Regions from separate parts of the Homo sapiens genome. Here region 2 is linked to region 1. The links are chromatin loops, found by intact Hi-C in ENCODE. Cell type or tissue: Panc1. All regions are shown on one strand.

Region 1 (4,000 bases):
ACTGCACTCCAGCCTGGTGACAGAGTGAGGCTCTGTCTCAAAAAAAAAAAAAAAAAAAAAGTCCAGATGGTATAACATGAAAACTCCAAAGTTCCAATGAAACGTCTCCCCATTGCTGGCTTAGATTGCCCCGGCCTGGAAGTGGGCCAAGAGGGCCAGGGGACATGGCCCACCTGTTTCCCTGACCTGACCTTCTACACTCCCATGCAGCCTTTTGCTGAAGGAGCTAAGGTATGAACAAAAAGCAACTTTGCTTTCTCAGGAGTGTCCCTACAAATCAGTTGTAATGATACGTTCTTTCCTAGGCCTGGATGACATTTATAGCTTTTCCAGGCTCTTTTGGGTAACAAACAGGTTAAAGAGTTTTTTTGTTTGTTTGTTTATTTTACTTAAAAAATAGTCTCCGCTGTGCATGGTGGCTCATGCCTGTAATCCCAGCACTTTGGGAGGCCGAGGTGGGCGGATCACCTGAGGTCAGGAGTTCGAGACCAGCCTGGCCAACAGGGTGAAACCCCATCTCTACTAAAAATACACAAATTAGCCAGGTGTAGTGGCACGTGTCTATAGTCCCAGCTACTCCGAAGGCTGAGGCAAGAGTATCACTTGAACCTGGGAGGCAGAGGTTGCAGTGAGCTGAGATTGTGCCACTGCACTCCAGCCTGGGTGACACAAGATTCTGTCTCAAAAAAAAAAAAGTCTCTTTTTCTAGTTATTAGTCTTATCCAGTGTCATCTCAAAACTTCAAATGTCATTGACTTGAAACCCTCTCTCCTCCTCCAGCCTGGAGTCCGTGGGGTCACGGTCAGTGTCATTTCTCTTTCTCATACTGCCTCCTCCGGCCTTGCTGGCTGCTGTCCCTGGCCTGCTGCTGTCCTGGGGAAGCAGGGGAAGGAAGGTCAGGTTTCACTCCATGAGTTGAGTCTGGGAGTGACAGATTCCAAATGGTGCTTCTTTTCTCCTAGGTGTTTTCTCGTGCGTTCTGGAGAGTCTCCACCCCCAGGCCACCTGCTGTCCCCCAGAGGCTACACCTTCTCCAGCTGGACACTAGGGTACCTGCCCAGCCGCTTAGGCTCCAGAAGTCCTCCCCTCTATTGAGGTTATCCCATCCCTCCGGTGTTCCCTTTGGCTGGAACAAGGCTGTCTCCCTTTCTAGAGAACCACGGCAGGCCTACAGGAACTCTGAGAGTGCAAACCATGCCAAAGGCAGCCATCTCCAGGGGCTAGCCACCAACATGGAGTCAAATCCCAGTCCACGTGTCCCTCAAACTCCAGAAGACATGTCACACTTTCCGAAATGGTCCTCTTGAAGTGCTCCCTTATTTGGCATGAGCTGAAGATGGGGCACCCACCCCCTCCTGCCTGGGAAGAAGGGCAACGTCCAGCACACAGACAGTTGCTCCAAAGCAATCCTCTCACATTCCGCCACGGCCAGGACGTGGATGCCAAGCTAATCCTTCCCAATGTGGAGCTAACAGTTTTACAATCTCAGCATGAGCTGTGAAGGTGATCTAGCTCCTCCTGCCTTTAGAATGTGGAAGTACTTGGCACCTAATGTTTTGTTCTCAGCCTTTGGGGCCTCTGGTGAAACTGACACAGAAAGAGTCCCATTTTAGTAAAAGAAGTTATCATTATAAAAAGTAACCCCTTCCTCACGCCAGGATACCTGATGCACTGCAGGTGTCTCATGACAGCCTGACTTAGGAAGCGGGCTGTGTGAAGGTATAGCTAATATAGAATTTTTACATATTTATATATTTCGTCCTTATATTAATATGACTTTTTATACAAAATATATAGAGAATGGTTTGTTTTTTTTTTTTTTGAGACGGAGTCTCACTCTGTCGCCCAAGCTGGAGTGCAGTGGCATGATCTTGGCTCACTGCAACCTCCGCCTCCCGGTTCAAGCGATTCTCCTGCCTCAGCCTCCTGAGTAGCTGGGATTACAGGCACCCGCTACCATGTCTGGCTAATTTTTGTATTTTTAGTAGAGACGGGTTTCACCATGTTGGCAAGGCTGGTCTTGAACGTCTGACCGCAAGTGATCTGCCTGCCTTGGCCTCCCAAAGTGTTGGGATTACAGGCATGAGCCACTGCAACTACAATCCCAGCACTTTGCCAGAATTTTTGTTTTTGACGTTATGGATAATTAGATGTGCAGATAAATCTCTGTCAATATAGGCTACCTTAAAGTGTTGGGTGAAATTTTGTTTTGTTTTTGAGACAGAGTCTCTCTCTGTCACCCAGGCTGGAGTGCAGTATCGTGATCTCAGCTCACTGCAAACTCTGCCTCCCAGTTCAAGCGATTCTCCTGCCTCAGCCTCCTGAGTAGCTGGGATTACAGGTGCCTGCCACCACGCCGGGCTAATTTTTGTATTCTTAGTAGAGACGGGGTTTCACCATGTTGGCCAGGCTGGTCTCAAACTCCTGACCTCAGGTGATCCGCCCGCCTTGGTCTCACAAAGTGCTGGGATTACAGGCATGAGCCATCACGTCTGGTCAGAATTTTTGTTTTTGAAATTATGGATAATTAGATGTGCAGAGAAATCTCTGTCAATAGAGACTACTTTGAGTGTTGGGTGAAATTTCTCTCTTTTTTTTTTTTGAGACGGAGTCTCGCTCTGTCACCCAGGCTGGAGTGCAGTGGCACGATCTCGGCTCACTGCAAGCTCTGCCTCCTGGGTTCACGCCATTCTCCTGCCTTGGCCTCCGGAGTAGCTGGGACTACAGGCACCCGCCACCACACTCAGCTAATTTTTTGTATTTTTAGTAGAGACGGGGTTTCACCATGTTAGCCAGGATGGTCGCCATCTCCTGACCTTGTGATACGCCCACCTCGGCCTCCCAAAGTGCTGTGATTACAGGCATGGACCACCACACCCGCCTGAGTGTTGGGTGAAATTTTAATAAATACACAAAAAATACTTTAAAGCATGACTGAGCTAACAGGGAAGTAAAGGAGACCAGAATAACTGGAGGTCAGAAGGAGGAGGACCCAGAAAGAGAGCAGGAACGTGTTGTTTGCCCTGAGGGCCTATGCTAATCCCTGGTGGCCTAGAGGCTGGAATTTTTATCATTTTTGATTTTTTAGAGATGGAGTGTCTGCTATGTTGCCCAGGCTGGACTTGAACTCCTGGGCTCAAGCAATCCTCTTGCATCAGCCTCTCAAGTAGCTGGGACCACAGGTGAGCATCTGCACAACTGGCTTTAGAGTCTGGATTTTTAATTTGCCTCAGGCAGCCAAAAGGAAAGAAGGCCCCAGACAGGCACGGTGGGGTGGCAGATCAAGACTCTTGTGGACCGGGTGCGGTGGCTCATGCCTGTAATCCCAGCACTTCGGGAAGCCCAGGATGGTAGATTGCTGGAGGTCAGGAGTTCGAGATCAGCCTGGCCAACATGGCGAAACCCTGTCTCTACTAAAAATACAAAAATTAGCCAGGCATGGTGGTGCCCACCTGTAATCCCAGCTACTCGGGAAGCTGAGGCAGGAAAATCGCTTGAACCCGGGAGGCAAGAGGTTTCAGTGAGCCAAGATCGCACCTCTGCACTGCAGCCTGGGCAACAGAGCAACACTCCATCTCAAAAAACAAAAAACAAAACAAAACAAAACAACAACAACAAAAGACTCTTGCATAATGCTGGGGCCCCAAAGACAGGGAATTGCTGAGAATGAAAAACGCAACCCTGACCTTGCTGAGAAAAGGCTTTTCTGTCTCGACTGCAGTGTTGGGTGGGAGGCAGGGTGGAGAACCACCCCCGCAAGAGTCCTTAGCCACCAGCCGGAGAACCACCCACAGGAGTCCTTAACCACTAGCCCTTACCACGCGCATGAATTTGTGGCTGAAATCCATCCTAACTTCGAGGCCCAGAAATCCTAAGCTGAGAATTAATTTGAAGCGGTCAGTCTTGGGTTGGTAATGTCCCTAGGAACCTGGCAGAAGCAAATCAAGTCCTCTCTAGAAGAAGGATTTCTTTAAATCCTTCTTCTTTAAATCCAGGCCTC
Region 2 (4,000 bases), 92 kb before region 1:
ATTTGTAAACTTTCTTAAAATATTATGAGATTTCTTTGCAATTTTTTTTCCAGCTCATCAGTTATCATTAGTGTATCTGATGTGTGGCCCAGGTAAGCCAAAAGATTGGACACCCCAGGCCACACCGTCACCCTATGTAAAAGCTTTGGTAAAGATGTTAACTTCTCATATGAATGAGATGAAAAACCTTTGGAGAATCAGAGGGCTGATGTGATGTATTTCATTTATTTAAAGGCTCATCCTGGCTGACGTGTGAAAAATAGAATGAGGTGAAGAAGGGGGGTGGGCAAGCACAGAGAACTAAGGAGCCCAGTTACAAGGCAAACATATTATCTAGGTAACAGGACTAGAGGAATAGAAATTAAATTTCTGGCCCAAATATCTAAAGATGTTCTATGTGCAATACTTTATGTTTTCAACAAAGGGACCAGCTTATATTAATCAAACAGTAAACAATAACAGTATCACAGTTTAATGTTTCTACTTATCATGCTAGATCAGAGAAATTCACCAATAATATAAATTAGCTGACACAACTGGCCCCACTTATTAATGTTCTTTAGTTTTTTTAGTGTTTTAGGCAGAAATATCATTGATAGATGTTGCTAACAGAACTGTAAGGTTTTTGTTTTTCTTTTTTTGAGACAGTCTTACTCTGTCACCCAAGCTGGAATGCAGTGGCACAATCTCGGCTTACTGTAACCTCCACCTCCTGGGTTCAAGTGATTCTCCTGCCTCAGCCTCTCAAGTAGCTGGGATTACAGGCACCTGCCACCACACCCGGCTAATTTTTGTGTTTTTAGTAGAGATGGAGTTTCGCCATGTTGGCCAGGCTGGTCTCGAACTCCTGACTTCAGGTGATCTGGCTGCCTCGGCCTCCCAAAGAGCTGTGATGGTATAAGCGTGAGGCACTGCGCTCAGCCAGGTTTTTCTTTCATAACAACAAATTCTCTACTTTTTAGGGAAAACTTCTTGGGAAATAGTCTCTAGAGCTGAGAACTCAGAAAGTTTCTAAAAGAAGATGTGATCTGAACAAGAGGAATGGTAGAATTTGGAAAAGACTGAGAAAGGGCATTCTAGGTGGGAATGGATCCATGAAGAAAGCTCAACGACTGGAATGAGAAGGGCAAGTGAAGAACTGAGAAAGAATGATGAAGTACAACACATTTCCCTGCCTTTCTCAGACAAAAAAATGTATCAGCAACTAGCAAAAACTACAAAGAAAGGTTTCAAACCCCAAATATTAACGCTGAAAGTCAAAACAAAGTATTGTCTTGCTCTTTTAAGGCTGCAAATGCCTCTCTGAAAGCCTTCTGTGATCACTGTATAAAGGAATGGGTAATAAACTCACATAAAGTCAAGACTGGAGGGTATACTAAACATTTTGGTTTTGCTTAACCCACAGTGGATCAATCAAAATTTTATCCAACTATTAACCTACTAATGTTTTCAACAGCTACAACCTCTTAGAACATGTTTCCTAAATGTACCACCCAAATTGATTTTTAAAAAATTAATCCTTTTACGTATCTACTCTGAGCATCTAAATGATTTCAAAAAAAATTTTCTTTTTTTTTTTTTTTTTTTTTTTAAAGACAGAGTCCTATTCTGTTGCCCAGGCTGGAGTGCAGTGGTGCTATCTTGGCTCACTGCAACCTCTGCCTCCCGGCTTCAAGCAATTCTGCCTCAGCCTCTTGAGTAGCTGGGATTACAAGCATGCATCACCGTGCCCAGCCAAAAAAGAAAATTTTTAAAGGACCATTTAATCAATCTATAAAAACTACCTTTGAAAAAGACAACTTCACTACTTATACCTGTCTTATGTAATACACCTACCTTTTTGGATTCTTGCTGTGTGATCGGGACCTAAAAAAAAAAAATATGTATTTTTAGAAAAGTGGCTATAAATAAGAAAACAGTGCAGTGTTACATTATATTCTTCCTGATTTCTAATGTTTACATTAATTTTATAAATACAAGGCGTGTACCTACGCACACAAAATTTTCCAAAAGACACCACAAACTCGACAGATTTCTTCACCTTGCAGGGTTTGCTTAACTCAAGAATACCTGGCTCTTAAAGAATATGTTCCTAGGAGATTAAAACACAGTACAGGTTGAGTACTCCTTCTCCGAAACGCTAAGGATCATAAGTGTTTCGGATTTTTTCTGTTTTTTGTTTTTGTTTTTTTTTTTTTTAATTTTTACATTTTTTGTTGCCTAGGGTGGTCTTGAACTCCTGGATGCAAATGATCCAACCACCTTGGCCTTCCGAAGTGCTGGGATTACAGGTGGCCGATTTTTTTCAAAATTTGAAGTGTCTGCATTATAATTTACTGGTTCAGCATCCCTAAATCCAGAAACCAAAATCTGAAATGCCCTAATAAGCATCTCCTTTAAATGCTGCCAGCACTCAAGAAGTTTCAGATTTTGAAGCTCACTGGATTTCATTTTTTGGATTTGGGATGCTCAACCTACATATCACAACTTGCTAATTTTCCAGAAACCACTTACCAGCTTGGAAAAAATTCTTTTATATCTGTCATTTCTTTTTTCCCTTCTGGGAAAAGAGTGAAATTTCTATGGTCTGAGATCTACATACTCTTGGAGCTACAACCTCATACTATAATCTCTAGAACACCTAGTTCAATCTTACAATGTGTTTCTTCAAATGAAATGAGATACTCTACTTAAGGCACTTGTCACATTTCCTAGCACACAGGTAACGCTCAATGAAATGTAAAGTGAATATTATGGCTAGTAGGACACCACAGGGATTATTATTTTTTTTTGGATGATATATAGCATTGTTGAAAGCATGACTTTGAGATCAGCCAGATTTGAGTTTTATTTCTGGTTCTACCATTCACTGTCTGTGTGACCTAAGTAAGTTACATATCCTCTCTCAGCTTACTCTGTCACTAGCAAAAGAGGGATACTAATATAAATTTTACTGGGGTGGAGTGGGGGTGGGGTTTATAAAGATTAGATGAATATGGATAAATTCCTTACTACAGTGTCTGGCATACAATAAGCACCCAGTAAATGATTATGATTTTTTTCTTTTATCCCATCTTATATAATTTTATACTAGTTTCTAATTTCCTCATCTTCCATACTTCCATATTTCTTTAAGCTCACAGATTCAACGACTTTTTTTTAATGTTTCTGAAATTTGCATTATATAATCACTGTCAAAAGAAACTTGCCATTTGGCAAACAAAGGAGTAAGATGTGATATACTTTTTCATCATCTACAAATGTGAAAATGTAGTCCTGCAAAGAAATTCTGTTCCATGTTACTGTCACCTCAATTGAATCTTAAAATGAGATTCCCAATATTACTGAAAATTCCACTTATATATTAGAATACTGGGCAATATTCCCATAAGGACTTACTATACACAAAAGAACAAGTAGATAAAAGCTCTGAGGTAAACTTTACAGTAAATGAAGAAATCTCTCTCTCTCAATAGAGGACTGACATCACTTCTCCTAAAAAGGGACCATATAGACATGTAGTTTTGTTTCACTGTCTTTATGGTGCAAAAAGATTACCTGGTTATAAGCCATGTGACACAAACGAAGTCTGTTTAAACTTCTTGAAATATACTGAGTATATAATATGCTCAAAGATCGAAGGAAGTGAGCATAACCTAATACTACAAAGGGTTTTAATTAGCTTAAGCACATCTGCTAACTCTAAAGAGAAGGTATTTAAATTTAAGACATTTAAATGTAGTATGATTCAAGGAACACTATAAATTAGGACTACAGGCAAATCATTTGTGATATAACTGTCCATCCTAAAGCTGCTGAAGTTAAAAAGATGAGTTACAAAAAAATGTTGCCACCATGATGCTATGTGATTTTAGCTGCCAATGGTAAAAGTGACTCAGAAGAATGTTTAGACATTCCAAATACTAGAATTCTAAGATTTTATCAATTAATGAATACCAATGTAAGAGGAATTATATACATTTAGATATTTTTAGACTTT

What was found. Hi-C counts contacts between places; a loop is a spot of excess contacts. Peaks named below come from ENCODE experiments on the same cell type or tissue, not always from the same donor. Only the 100,000 strongest peaks of a DNase experiment are listed, where the experiment ranks them.
Region 2: a loop joins it to region 1, with 5 times the contacts of the local background. A loop is called at or near these places in 1 of 110 quality-filtered maps.

The regions. Positions count from the first base shown.
Region 1 is chr7:139,318,678-139,322,677 of GRCh38, reverse strand. It overlaps a transcript of UBN2 not described here. Among named protein-coding and RNA genes, the nearest start is that of TRR-CCT4-1, 20 kb to the left of the region's middle. RefSeq lists an enhancer at 2,213-3,163. In Panc1, no CTCF peak of the experiment used is centred here; a DNase peak (open chromatin) is centred at 1,509.
Region 2 is chr7:139,410,417-139,414,416 of GRCh38, reverse strand. FMC1-LUC7L2 (FMC1-LUC7L2 readthrough) reads right to left here. Exons shown (of 11, transcript NM_001244584.3): 9 at 1,837-1,866. LUC7L2 (LUC7 like 2, pre-mRNA splicing factor) reads right to left here. Exons shown (of 10, transcript NM_016019.5): 8 at 1,837-1,866. Among named protein-coding and RNA genes, the nearest start is that of LUC7L2, 53 kb to the right of the region's middle. RefSeq lists a silencer at 3,488-3,688. In Panc1, no CTCF peak of the experiment used is centred here; no DNase peak of the experiment used is centred here.